Linked DNA regions of Homo sapiens: region 2 is linked to region 1. A link is a contact called in ENCODE Hi-C or POLR2A ChIA-PET data. All regions are on one chromosome and are shown on one strand. Each heading gives the region's core, a stretch centred on a gene start or an enhancer-like site at or near the end of the contact. The rest is flanking DNA. Distances are from core to core; before and after follow the strand shown.

Region 1 (7,064 bases), core at 2,346-4,845:
TCTTATTACAGTTAGTCCTGCTGACATTGCCCAAGCCTAACCCAAGGTGCAGAACCATCCACATTACTTGTAGAAGTAATAAATTGAGAAATAATAAATTATTACTGCTTTAAGCCATTATGTTTATAATTGTTTGTTATACTATAACAGCTAATTGAAGCAGGATTTGGAGATCTAATCCAACCTGTTCATTTTATAACTGAGACAACAGAGGCCCAGAGCAGCTAAGTACCTTGTTCACATTTACACACTGTCAACGGCAGAACCGGGTTTGGAGTTTATATTATCCATCTCTTTAGCTAAAACTTTATATTGTGCAATACAACTTGCCTTTGTCTTCCTTTTGGTAACAGAGATAAAAGGAAGTTTGCCAAGAAAATTGGAGTTTCAGCATAATAAAATGACATGTGTCAATAATGATTGTAAGGGCTTTGTATATATTTATTTTAGTCAGAATATAAATATTATCTGATAGTATTTCTCAGATACTTTTCTCTAAGTTATGTGAAGAGAATTGTGAATGACAGAATGAAGACTATTTTCAAGTGTTAAATAATCCCGTAATTTTCAATCATTGTGATATTACTACTAATCTTCACTTTTGGAATATTTCTCAAATGCTAAAGTTAACAGGGATCTTCTTAGAGCTTTACGGGCAGAACTAAATTTTTCTCTGGATTTCATTGCATCCAAAATTATCATCTGGAAGATTACTAATATATGGCATATCAGAGTCATCTCTATATTAAATATTTCAGATGACGAGCATTAAGAAATCTGTAACTACTTAGATTATGTTGAATGCATAAACAAAGGCTAAGTCCATTATGTTATAGGATGGCATGTTATAAAATTGTGTTCTAACAGATTTGAAGAATAAAAAAATTAAGATTTTTGGGCTTCTTTTTAGAGTAGCAAATATTTCTACTTTGGGTCCATTGTACCTGCAACTCTTACACTCTATAGCATTGGTGTTCAAAGTTTAGCTCATCCAAGTCACCCGGATAGCTTGTTAAACCACAAATTGCTGGGCACCACTCTCAGAGATTCTGATTAGGTAAACCTGTGATGGGGACTGAGAATTTGCATTGCTAACAAGTTCCCAGGTGAGGCTGCAGCTGCTAGCTGAGAATCTACACTTTCAGAACCTCTGCTTTATAGTTTTCAAAAATTGTTAAAATAATGTGTGGATAGTCCATGTTAAAATATATCTTACTACAATATTTTAGTGGGAGCTAAAGGAAGCATATATGAACTATATTCACAATTTACATTACTAAGTAAATTATGCAGTACAAAATCCTGTCAATCAAAATCAATGAGACAGTCACTACATTCAGAATTTGAACAGCCTTGACTTTTTATTGAGACATGCCCAGAATCTGCCCACAGACCAAGGGAGAAACTTGTTAAAAAAAAAAAAAAATGTGTACTGTCACAAGGCCCATAATATTTGGAATGCAGGCAAATTAGCTCAAATGATCATCCTCCAAAGGGAAATAATTTGCTAGAGTTTTTAAAAGGTAAAGAAATGACTACTTCCAGCCCAGAGCCAACTTTTTTTTTAATTTAATGAGAATATTCACATAACACTTTCCATGACAGCTTCTGCTTTCCATCACTCAACTCTTTGTGAAAATAGTCCATTTTTGGCTTACTGACTGTATGTTTGGGCTTAATCCAAGAATGAACTTCTTGAAAGGTTTTAAAAAATGGTTTCAGTTGTTTTTAATTCCTGACTGCTTCAAATAAAGAAAACAAACTATAAAAAGGGTAGTAGGACTTTAATTGCATTTTTTTGCATTTAAATATCAGATAACTTCCTAATGGACCTTTACATATCTATGTCCTCTACAGAAATCCCATACCTTCCTCAATTTGAAAAGACAAGTGAGATTAGAAAAAGATTGGCGGCTGAAAGTGTCCTGTGAGAAAACACACACAAAAGCATATGTGTGTCCCGAACTCTTGAGTATGCACATTTAAGAGGCGCCAGCCAACTCGATCTTTCTTCTTCTGGTAAACATGCCTCACTGGGTATTCAAAGAGCCCATTCCGTAAGAGACCATGCAGTATTGTTTATAATTTTTATCGGTGTGGTTTTTCTCACCACCTACTTAAAAGTTCATTTTTTCTCCTTTTCTCTACTTCTTTGCTTCTCCTTTCCTTATAAGAAAAAAAGGCAAACTCAGCAAACCTAAGGCATTAGACAGAGAAGACATTCTTATGAAGACTATTTTTAACATTCTCTTAGTTTACATCTTCCTCATCTTTGAAGCTGACAGTATGTATAGGGTAAAAGTTCCTGAGTACAGAACAACACACAGAGTGTATCCTGAAGTGGCAGTTTCTAGCCAAGGAAAGGCTTCTGAGACAAAGGTAGTCCAGTTCTAAACAAACATAACTTTCCTCTTCCCAAATAAAAGGGTTCTTCAATAGCTGATGATATTCATTTTTTTAATGTTTAGTGACATCTTAATACCCTTATAAACACAGTCTCTATATTTGTGTCATTATTAGATATGTTTAGTGTCTTTTAATACTGGTGGGGTTATTCTATCCTATGTAGACCTAGAATTTCTAGCTGCAAATAATTTCAAATTTTTCATGACTACTTCCCAATTAACTCCAACTCACAGTGATCCTTTCAACTCATGTGGCATCTATTTTTGCCACCACTTTTTTTTTTTTTTTTTTTTTTGAGACGGAGTCGCACTGTTGCCCAGGCATGAGCGGAGTGGCACAATCTTCTCGGCTTTTTGCAACCTCCACCTCCTGAGTTTAAGTGATTCTCCTCCCTCGGCCCCCGCAGTAGCTGGGATTACAGGCGCCCACCACCATGCCTGGCTAATTTTTGTTTAGTAGAGACAGGGTTTCACCACGTTGGCCAGGCTGGTCTCGAACTCCTGACCTCTAGTGATCCACCCGCCTCGGCCTCCCAAAGTGCTGGGATTACAGGAGTGAGCCACCGCGGCCAGCCGCCACCACTCTTTTCATATTTATTTGAAATGATCTTGTGGTGTTGCTAGCTAACTTTTTGTGAACATGTGTGCTATCTACCTAATTAAATTGTAAGTGCCCTGAGGACAGAGAGCTGAGGGAATTTGAGGTGTCACCATAACTTACACATGAAGAACACTCCGTGAGAGTGTGCTGACATATAGGTGGGGATGGCTGAGTCAGCCCTCTAACCTGGGAGTGGGGATGGCTGGAGTGAATGAAAAGGATATCAAAACATGCAGAGAATGATTCCCTATCCTATTTAGGGTTTCCTTGGCTAAAAGCAAACCCAGGACAGGAGGCTGGAAGAGGAGGGAAGAGCAACTATGTAATGATCTACAGGAATTACTCCCGGCTGAAGAAATGGCATATGGAAAGAATGGCAGTTAAGAGGTACAAAGGGAGAAATATCTACTGTGTAACAGGTATAGTTGCAGCCAACCAACTGTTTTGGTGCCTTTTAGTGAGCTATATTAGTCTGTAAGGTAGGAAAAGGGCGGTACCCTAGAAGGAAAGGCTGACTTTAACACCAGGAATGCACAAACACATGCTGAGGTTGTGCAAGGAAAAAGCTGGAAATAGGCCAAGGAACTTCATTTATGCCAAGTCATTAGAAGACTCATCCTCTCAAGACACCCTTTATACTATATGCCAGGAATAGTATCTGTCCTTGCCTGGCCAGATGTCCAACTGGCTCCTTTAGCTTTTCTATTTCTGTTAGCTATATAGTGAAAGAGTTTTCCCTTTTAAAATCAGACTGTTGTGATTATAGACAGAGGCCGTGGGCAGATTTGCTAGTCGTTTGTCTACCAAAGGGTCTAGCCCTTCTATGCTGAAACGTTCTTCAAAGAATAAGTGAATGCATTACTGTTAGGGGAAAATATGCATTCACAGTTATAATTAAGATAATCTTTTAAATCATTTTCTGATGTGCAAGCTTGTTCTTTCCCACCTTCTCACACACACATCTATTTATATATGGCTTAGTGCTTATGCCATCATATATGTGTGCTGAAGGGTGATGCAGGTATTATATCTTGGAATTGAATAGTTCAGGTCCAAGCCTCAGTTTTATCATTTAGTATTCAGAAATAAATATATGCACATATGTGAGCATACATATGTTTACTTAGTATTTTGTAACTGTCCCCTAGTTATTAATTTGCTTTTCTACATGTAGAGTACTTTTAGAAAATATGAACTCGTGCATTTCCTACAACAGTTGAGTATATTATTATATACTGTTATATATAATATTTATATTGGTTGAGTATATAATAATGTATAAACATTATTATGGACTCAACTGTTGTAGTTTCCTACAAGAGTTGTAGCAAATAAGAGTTCATATTTTCAAAACTGTCTACATGCTAAAATAGAAATCTACACTGAAGCATGCCAACTGTTTAACTATGCAAATAAATGTCATAAAATAATTTAGAAGCCTAAATTAAGAATGTTGTATCTAAGTGAAACAACTGCGGGAACAGAGATCAACAGAAATTAATTACACCCAGGAAATTTGGACAGGACATCAACAAGAGCATGGACCATGAAATCTTCAGTGACCCAAACAGTTAAGAAATTGCAACCAAGAGCTATAACTTTCATCCAGAGAGACAGATGCTTTCACCAAGTGTGATAATTTTTTAATCCTCATATTCTGTCATGACTCAACCCATGTGGCTAGGGTGAGCAATGCTTACTGACTCACATACTAGTGTGATGGGGGTAGTTGTGGAGTAGTTACTATTCTTTCTGTGTGGATGGGTATTTCGAGATTTATGCAGCAGGTATGTAGAAAAAAAAGATAAACATGGGTATTGGTCAAGGCCATCATGCTACACAACTACGGGAAACACCATTTCTACTATCGTGTGTGTGTGTGTGTGTGTGTGTGTGTATATCTCCTTCTTCCTTAAATTTGGCCATGAAGAGCAACAAGGCTATATAAGGAGGCCTGACTTGGATTCTGGTTCTACCACTGCCACTTACCAGTTATATGAACTTGAACAAATCATCTCACCTTCCTGAACTCTAAGAACTCTAAGGTTTCTTGGTTTATTCTGTGTGCTGTGGAGTCGTTTGCCAATCTGGTGAAAGTTATAGATGCTTCCTCAGAATAAGGTTTTTAATGGCATAAAATAATACAGAATGTTGAAGAATCCAATTATTATTTTTTCTAATGTAGTAATAAATGTGTTTATTATTATATTAAATATCATTATCAAGATATGGGTCCCATAAATACCATAATTTTGAACTATAATGAAGGTAAACAATATTTTGAGATATCTGCAACTGTAATGTGATATAAAAATATATCTGTTGACAAAATTATAGATACCTATACTATTATTGCTATTTATTGCTTACGTTCATTAAGTAAGTAAATGCTAAATTTCAGTTGGGGGTTAGCAAAAATGAAGGGTAATTTTTTCCTGATGTAAGTTCAAGGACTACTTTTATTTTATCTATGAACCACAAGTTAAAAACCATTCCTCGGCCAGGTGCGGTGGCTCATTTCTGTAATCCCAGCAATTTGGGAGGCCGAAGCAGGTGGATCCCCTGAGGTCAGAAGTTCGAGACCAGCCTGACAAACATGGAGAAACCCAACCTCTACTAAAAACAAAATAGAAAATTAACCACGTGTGGTGGCACATACCTGTGATCTCAGCTACTCGGGAGGCTGGGGCAGGAGAATCACTTGAACCCGGGAGGCAGAGGTTGCAGGGAGCCGAGATCCCACCATTGCACTACAGTCTGGGCAACAAGAGTGAAACTCAGTCTCAAAAAACAAACAAACAAACAAACAAAAAATTGCTTTTTTATTATACTTTAAGTTCTGGGGTACATGTGCACAATGTGCAGGTTTGTTACATAGGTGTACATGTGCCATGTTGGTTTGCTGCAACCATCAACTCATCATTTACATTAGGTATTTCTCCCAGTGCTATCCCTCCCCGAGCCCCCAACTCCCAACAGGCCCCGGTGTGTGATGTTCCCCCTCCCTGTGCCCATGTGTTCTCATCGTTCAACTCCACTTACGAGTGAGAACATGCGGTGTTTGGTTTTCTCTTCCTGTGTTACTTTGCTGAGAATGATGGTTTCCAGTTTTATCCATGTCCCTGCAAAGGACATGAACTCACCTTTTTTATGGCTGTATAGTACTCCATGGTGCAAATGTGCCACATTTTCTTTATCCAGTCTATCGTTGATGGGCATTTGGGATGGTTCCAAGACTTTGCTATTGTGAACAGTGCCGCAATAAACATACATGTACATGTGTCTTTATAGTAGAATGATTCATAATCCTTTGGGTATATACCCAGTAATAGGATTGCTGGATCAAGTGGTATTTCTAGTTCTAGATCCTTGAGGAATTGGCACACTGTCTTCCACAATGGTTGAACTAATTTACACTCCCACCAACAGTGTAAAAGTGTTTCTATTTCTCCACATCCTCTCCAGCATCTGTTGTTTCCTGACTTTTTAATGATTACCATTCTAAATGGTGTGAGGTGGTATTTCATTGTGGTTTTGATTTGCATTTCTCTAATGACCAGTGATGGTGAGCATTTTTTCAAAAGTGTGTTGGATGCATAAATGTCTTCTTTAGAGAAATGTCTTTTCATATCCTTCGCCCACTTTTTAATGGGGTTGTTTTTTTCTTGTAAATTTCTTTAAGTTCTTTGTAGATTCTGGATATTAGCCCCTTGTCAGATTAGTTTTTACCCATTTATGTAAAAACAGGGAAATGACATCTGCCTTCCAGAACTCACTGAGCTTTGCTAGGATCAAATTAGGTAAAGTTAATTCAACAAATATTTAGTGGATCATTTCTATGTGCCAGGCACTGTTTTAGGGCCTAGGGATACAGCAGTGAACGTAAGAGACACTGTCTAATGGAATAAATGTTTTAGATGTGGATGCCAGACATTAAATGTATATGTTGTGAGAGGGGATGGTACAGTGATAAGAAAAATAAACCAGGAATATGTACAGGAGAGATGGAGGAAAAGTCTCTGTGCTAAGATGCCGCTGGAGCAGAGACCTGAAGGAAG
Region 2 (7,064 bases), core at 2,067-4,566, 82 kb before region 1:
GTAGAACAGAGGAAAGACCTTTTGAAATCACAATTATAATGCCAACTAGGTGACAATACTTTGCAGGGCTGGGGCAAAGTTCTCCAGAAGGCCGTGTATGCTCTGAATCAGCATCCAATATATGGTACTGTTTCTCTCATAGCCAGGATTAATGGATCTAGGAATTAAGGAGTGGAAGTGGAAGTGGAACCACTCACCATCATCCCTAGTGATCCACTAGCAAAATTTTTGCTTTCTATTCCCACAACATTACGTTCTGCTGGCCTAGAGGTCTAAGCTCCAGAGGGAGGAACGCTGCCACCAAGAGACACAACAACGATTTCATTAAACTGGAAGTTAAGATGGCCACCCGGACACTTTGGGCTCCTCCTACGTTTAAGTCAACAGACTAAGAAGGGAGTTACAGTGTTGGCTGGGGTGATTGACCCGGACTATCAAGATGAAATCAGTCTACTACTCCATAACGAAGATAAGGAAGAGTATACATGGAATACAGGAGATCCATTAGGGCATCTCTTAGTATTACCATGTCCTATGATTAAGGTCAATGGGAAACTACAATAGCGCAATCGAGGAAGGACTACAAATGGTCCAGACCCCTGAGGATTGAAGGTTTGGGTCACTCCACCAGGAAAAAAAAAAACGTGATCTGCTGAGGTGCTTGCTAAAGGCAAAGGGAATACAGAATGGGTAGTAAAAGAAGGTAGTCATCAATACCAACGATGACCACGTGACCAGCGGCAGAACCAAGGACTGTAACTGTCATGAGTATTTCCACCTTCTTTTGTTAAAAATATGTTTGTCCATGTATACACTTGTACTAAGAAAATATCTTCATTTTATTTTCTTTTCCTTTATCATGTGACATAAGATTTATTGACTTCATATCAGCATTTAAATATTGTTAACTTTATGTAATAGCATTTGGGTTGGGGATTGGTCCATTTCTGGTTGTACAAAGGACAGTTGTATTATGTTAGGCATAATTATGACATTATTGTCTTTATTTGAAGATTATATGTGATCTCAGGAGTTGTGTATGGGTTCAAGTTGAAAAGGGGTGGACTTGCCCAGGCACAGTGGCTCATGCTTGTAATCCCAGCATTTTGGGAAGCCGAGGCGGAAGAATCACCTGAGGTCAAGAGTTCGAGACCAGCCTTGCCAACATGGGGAAACCCTGCCTCTGCTAAAAATACAAAAATTAGCTGGGTGTGGTGGCTGGCACCTGTAATCCTAGCTACTCAGGAGGCTGAGGCAGGAGAATTACTTGAACCAGGGAGGCGGAGGTTGCAGTGAGCCAAGATCGCACCATTTGCACTCCAACCTGGGTGACAAGAGCAAGACACCATCTCAAAAAAAAAAAAAAAAAAGAAAGAGAAAGGGGTGGACTTGTGATGGTTAATACTGAATGTCAACTTGATTGGATTAAAGTATGCAAAGTATTGACCTAGGGTGTGTCTCTGAGGTCGTTGCCAAAGGAGATTAACATTTGAGTCAGTGGGCTGGGGAAGGCAGACCCACCCTTCATCCTGTGGGCACAATCTGATCAGCTGCCAGCGAATTTAAAGCTGGCAGAAATATGAAAAGATTAGACTGGCCTAGCCTCCCAGCCTACATCTTTCTCTCATGCTGGATGCTTCATGCCCTGAAACATCAGACTCTAAGTATTTCCGTTTTAAGACTCAGACTGTCTCTCCTTGCTCTTCAAGCTTGCAGATAGCCTATTGTGGAAACTTGCGATTGTGTAAGTTAATACATATATACATATATATATATATGTATGGGAGTTTATGTATATATATAGGGGATATATATATAGATAGATATAGGATATATATATAAAAGCATAGGATATATATATAGATAGATACTAATAGGATATATATATCCTATTAGTTCTGTCCCTCCAGGGAATCCTGACTAATACACTCACCTATGAGATTGTTGACATAATGCTTTCTTATGCATAGTTGGACTAAGGTGCCAGTTTTTCATAAGTTATTGACTACAGGCCTCATGCAATTTCTTGCTATATGTACCTCTCTATAAAATATCACAACGTGACACGTAGCTTCATCAGAGCAAGTGAGAAAGTGGGCAAGAGAGTGCCAGAAAGAGTGTGAGCAAGGGAGAAGACACCTGAAGACACAAGTGATATCTCATCACTTTTGTCATATTTGTTGGTTTGAAGCAGGTGACTAGGTGTAGCCTACCCTAAAGAAGAGTAGATCGCATGAGGGGGTAAATAGTAAGTGGTGGGGATCATTGGGAACCATATCAGAAGCTTCCTTCCATAGTGTGTTTAATCATCATAACCTTTCTGTGATATTCTCTAGAGTTTTCTTAATGCATGTATTTAAAGCTCTATGGTTAGAAAACAAATATAGTACCAAGAATCTACTTCCCAAGTCTGCATTTTATTCAAAAACTCTATTGAAGTGTTATTGTATATTTGTATGTCTTTTCTAAGAAAATTTTGCCTGCACTGAGATCACAGATTTTCTGTTTTATCTGGTGTCAGTTTTGGTAAACTGTATTTCAAGAAGTTAAAATTTTTGGCACAATGTTATCGTTAACATTCTCCTGTTACTCTTTTAATATGCATAGGATATGCCATGATAATCCATCACTTGTTCTTGATATTACCCACACTCTCTATCTTTCTGTATTTTCTTGTTCTGTCTAGTAGGGGCTTATCAATTTTATTGTTCCTTTTAAAGAATCCACTTTTTAATTCTAAAATTTTCTTGGTTGCTGGTCTATTTCATTGATTTCTACTCTATATTTTTCTTTTTTTTTCTATGCATAATGGGTTTAATTTGCTCTACTGTTTCTAGGTTCTTAAGGTGCATCATTGATTTGGAACTTTCTTCTTCTCACATAGAAATATTTAAAGCCATTATTTTCCCCCTAAACACTGCTTTAGCTCTGTATCACCAAGTTTGACATATTGTATTTTCAATATCACTGTTAAAAATATTATCTAATTTTCATTGCAATGTCTTCTAAGACCCATGAATTATTTATCAGTGAGTTGTTATTTTACAAATGTTCAAGGTTTTCCTGGGTATCTGTGATGGCTAATATTGAGTGTCAACTTCATTGGATTGAAGAATGCAAAATATTGTTCCTAGGCGTGTCTGTGAGGGTGTTGCCAAAGGGGATTAACATTTGAGTCACTAGACTGAGAGAGGCAGACCCACCCTCAATCTGGGTGGGCACCATCTAATCAGCTGCCAGCACAGCTAAGATAAAAGCAGACAGAGGAATGTGGAAGAACTAGACTGGCTGAGTCTTCTGGCCTCAATCTTTCTCCCTCACTGGATGATTCATGCCTTGAACATCAGTCTCCAAGTTCTTCAGCTTTTTGAATCTTGGACTTACACCAGTGGTTTTCCAGGGGCTCTGGAGCCTTTGGCCACAGACTGAAGGCTGCACTGTTGGCTTTTCTACTTTTGAGGTTTTGGGACTCAGACTGTCTTCCTTGCTCCTCAGCTTGCAGATGGCCTATTGTGGGACTTCACTTTATGTCTGTGTGAGTCAATACTCCTTAATAAACTCCCCTTCATATCTACATCTATTCTATTAGTCCTGTCCCTCTAGAGAACCCTGACTAGTAAAATACCTTATTGTTGCAAATTTCTAACTTGATTTTACTCCGCTCAGAGAATATACCTTGCATAATTTAATTTCTTTTAAATATATTGTGATTTGCTTAACTGCCCTGCAAATGCTCTTAGTAAACATACCATGAGTGCTATACTTAATATTTTGTATTGTAAATATCAGTTCGTTCAAATTTTATAATATTTTTCAGATCTTCTGTGTGTTTACTGATATTTTGTGTAGTTTTTTCTATAAATTTCTGAGAAGGTGGTGCTAAAAATATCTTTTGTGAGATACAGTTCTCCTTGGACCTCTTGCATTCCTATGTATTTTGCTGGGTGTGCCAATACTGCAAAGCTCTGATCCTTCTTTTACCTGGGCCATTTTTGGGGGTTGTTAATGTCACTGATAGCATTGAGAGAAAAAGTGCCATCCCCCAGCCTCCAGAAAAGCTGCGTACTCACCTACTGCTTGTAATAAAAGCAGTGGCTTCCCCAGTCTGAATTTCTGAGATACATTATGCACCCATCTGAGCCCATCCTGTTTCCCTCATGAGACTTGGGGGCAAAGAGAACTGATAGAAGTATGCTAATGCTTATGCTGCTTGCCATGAAAAATAATTCCTTTTTTTCTGACCCAAGAGCCTTGTATTTTCAGTCAGCATCCATGAAACAGTAGTTGGCTAATTTCTCATAAGTAGGGTAAATTCAAATACCAGATCCAATATTCTACTGTGATGATAGATTGATTTATTTCTCTTTATAATTCTATAAATTATTGATGAAGTAAAAAGCTATACTGTATAAGCCCATGTGGCAAGGAGTGGCAGGTGGCCTCCAAGAACTGTTAGAAGCCTCTAGGAATTGAGAGTGGCCTCCTGTTGATAGTTAGTAAAAAGTTGGAGCCCTCTGATACAGTTTGGATATTTGTTCCCCCAAATCTCATGTTAAAATGTAATTGCCAATGTTGGAGGTGGGACCTGGTGGGAGGTGTGTGGGTCATGGGACAGATCCCTCATAGCTTGTTGCTGTTCTTGTGATAGTGAGTTCTTGTAAGATCTGGTTATTAAAAAGTGTGTGGCACCCCCCACCACTCTCACTCTTGCTCCTGCTACCTCCATGTGATATACCTGCTCCCTCTTCACCTTCCACCATAATTGGGAGCTTCCTGAGGCCCTCACCAGAAGCAGATGACAGCACCATGCTTCTTGCACAGCCTGCAGAACTGTAAGCCAGTTAAACCTCTTTTCTTTATAAATTACCCAGTCTTAGGTATAGCAACAAAAGGACAGCTTAACAGGCCCACAGTCATACAAATAAATTCTGCAAACAATTGGAATGAGCTAGAGAAACAGGTTCTTCCCCAGTAAAGCTTCTAGATGAGAACTCGGCACAGCTGAACACCTTGATTATATCCTTGTAACTCTGAACTGAGGATTTAGTTAAGCTGTGCCTAGTTTCCTGGGCATAGGAACTAAGAAATAATGAATATATATTGTTTCATGTGGTTAAATTTGTATAATTTGTTATGCAGCAACAGGAAACTAATACAGTCTCTGTTGATTGTCTTTCTCTTGAGAAAATCACAGTTTCCTGGTTCTTTTTATGTCAAATAATTTTAGATTATATTCTGGATATTGTGAATGTTATGTTGTGGAAACTCTAGATTCTATCATATTCCTTTGAATAGTGTTGATATTTCTGTTTTGGTAGGCAATTAACATGATTTGAATTGAAACTGCAAACACTGCCTCACCTGTGGAATCCCAAATCTTAGTTCAGTTTTTTTTTTGTTTGTTTGTTTGTTTTTTGTCCTGATGCATGGTTCAGAAACGTGGGCAGAATTAATACCCCTCCAAGGTGTATCACTTCTAAGAGGAATTGGTCTTTCACTTCTCTGGCTGTTTTCTTTTCAGGATTATCCTTCGTTTTCTCATGGCAGTGACCACTTGAGCTCTGCATTTTTATTTTTTAGTCCAGAAAGACCGTGAGCTTTTTCTTGGAGTTTCAACTTTCCACCTTCAGTCCAAAGTTTGTAAATCCCAGGAACTCATACCATGCCCTTTTCTTTTTCTTTTTTTTTTTTTTTGAGACAAAGTCTCTCTTGTCCCCAGGCTGGAGTGCGATGGCGCAATCTCGGCTCACTGCAGCCTCCACCTCTCGGGTTCAAGCGATTCTCCTGCCTCAGCCTCCCGGGTAGCTGGGATTACAGGCGCCTGCCACCACACCCAGCTAATTTTTGTATTTTTAGTAGAGGTGGGGTTTCACCTTCAGTCCAAAGTTTGTAAAACCCAGGAACTCATACCATGCCCTTTTCTTAATTCAAGTTTTGACTCACTTCCAAAATCTCTTAGCTTTTGTCCACAGCTTTTATTCATATTCTTCAGGTAGTTATTCTGTATTTTCTCTAAAATTTTTAGCTATAATCTGTGGAATGATCAGTCTCTTAGAGGTTTATTCCTCTATGACAGAAACAGACTTACCAAGCCTATGCATCAATCAATAGATTACAGGTGTACATATTTTCCAAGTGTTTCATTTTATTAAAATGTGAGTTATATTATTCAATCTATATAACATCTACATTTATGGACTAGCTAATGATCTGCAATAAAATACTACTCATTGCATTACTGTGCAGTATCGATGAAGTCATAAAGGCTTGCTAAGTTTGTGTTGTATATTCAATATGTATTTAAACTTATACCATAACTTATCTCTTTTTGTTGCTTCAGTATTTTTAGTGAATGAGGATTAACAACCATGTATTCTGCCTTTGGACCATTACTATATATTGAACCCATAACATGTGTCTATTATTCTTCATACATATTCAGAGCATATCTTATAACAGTTCCTTTGGAACCATTATCCACATATGCTGTGAATGCATATTAACAGCAGAATACATTTACATATTATGAGCTCATGATATTGAATGCATAGTAAAATCTTTACAAGAATATAGTTATAATATTCCAAAGTTATTTACTTAAACATGTTACTTACTATTCTACCATTCCTTAAATGTTATTTCTAAATTTTTAGTAGATATTTTCAGAAATCCCATGTTTCCAGAGGACTACATTATGAAATAAAAGTTTCTCTCTCTTTTTTCTAACAGGAAGCTTCTTGCTCATATTCTCAACAACAGAATACAGTCTACATAGGTAAAAGAATTAGCAACTTTAGTTGTGATGAACACATTTTCATCATGAGCTCATTGCAGAGCTCTTATTTTTAATGGCCCTGTAATAGAAGCAAAAGTTTTGATAAACTTCCGAAAGTCTCCAAATTCTATAAGATATAAATGAAATGAAATTTGGAGCCATTTGACAAATTAAGTTATTATATCTAGCTAGTTGTACATCAACCAAATAACCTAAACTCTTAATATGAACCCAACATGACTTTTTGTTTTCTGAGGAATCTTTGAGATTCAGCTGGTTGCTACAAGAG

What was found. A loop is a pair of places that touch in the nucleus more often than their neighbours do. ChIA-PET counts read pairs that join two places held with the same protein, here RNA polymerase II (POLR2A). Pooled maps may share reads with other maps.
Region 2: a loop to region 1 is called in a pooled map, with 4 times the contacts of the local background. The contact joins two enhancer-like sites. A Hi-C loop is called at or near these places in 7 of 50 pooled maps. POLR2A ChIA-PET finds 5 or more read pairs at or near these places in 2 of 52 experiments (activated CD4-positive, alpha-beta T cell and activated naive CD4-positive, alpha-beta T cell).

What each region holds. Positions count from the first base shown.
Region 1 is chr7:114,816,327-114,823,390 of GRCh38, reverse strand. No RefSeq gene overlaps it. Among named protein-coding and RNA genes, the nearest start is that of MDFIC, 100 kb to the left of the region's middle. RefSeq lists an enhancer at 1-133. Within about 2 kb of position 3,595, at least 6 of the 41 ENCODE cell types and tissues checked have a DNase peak (open chromatin) inside an H3K27ac peak, as active enhancers do.
Region 2 is chr7:114,898,208-114,905,271 of GRCh38, reverse strand. No RefSeq gene overlaps it. Among named protein-coding and RNA genes, the nearest start is that of MDFIC, 20 kb to the left of the region's middle. Within about 2 kb of position 3,316, at least 2 of the 41 ENCODE cell types and tissues checked have a DNase peak (open chromatin) inside an H3K27ac peak, as active enhancers do.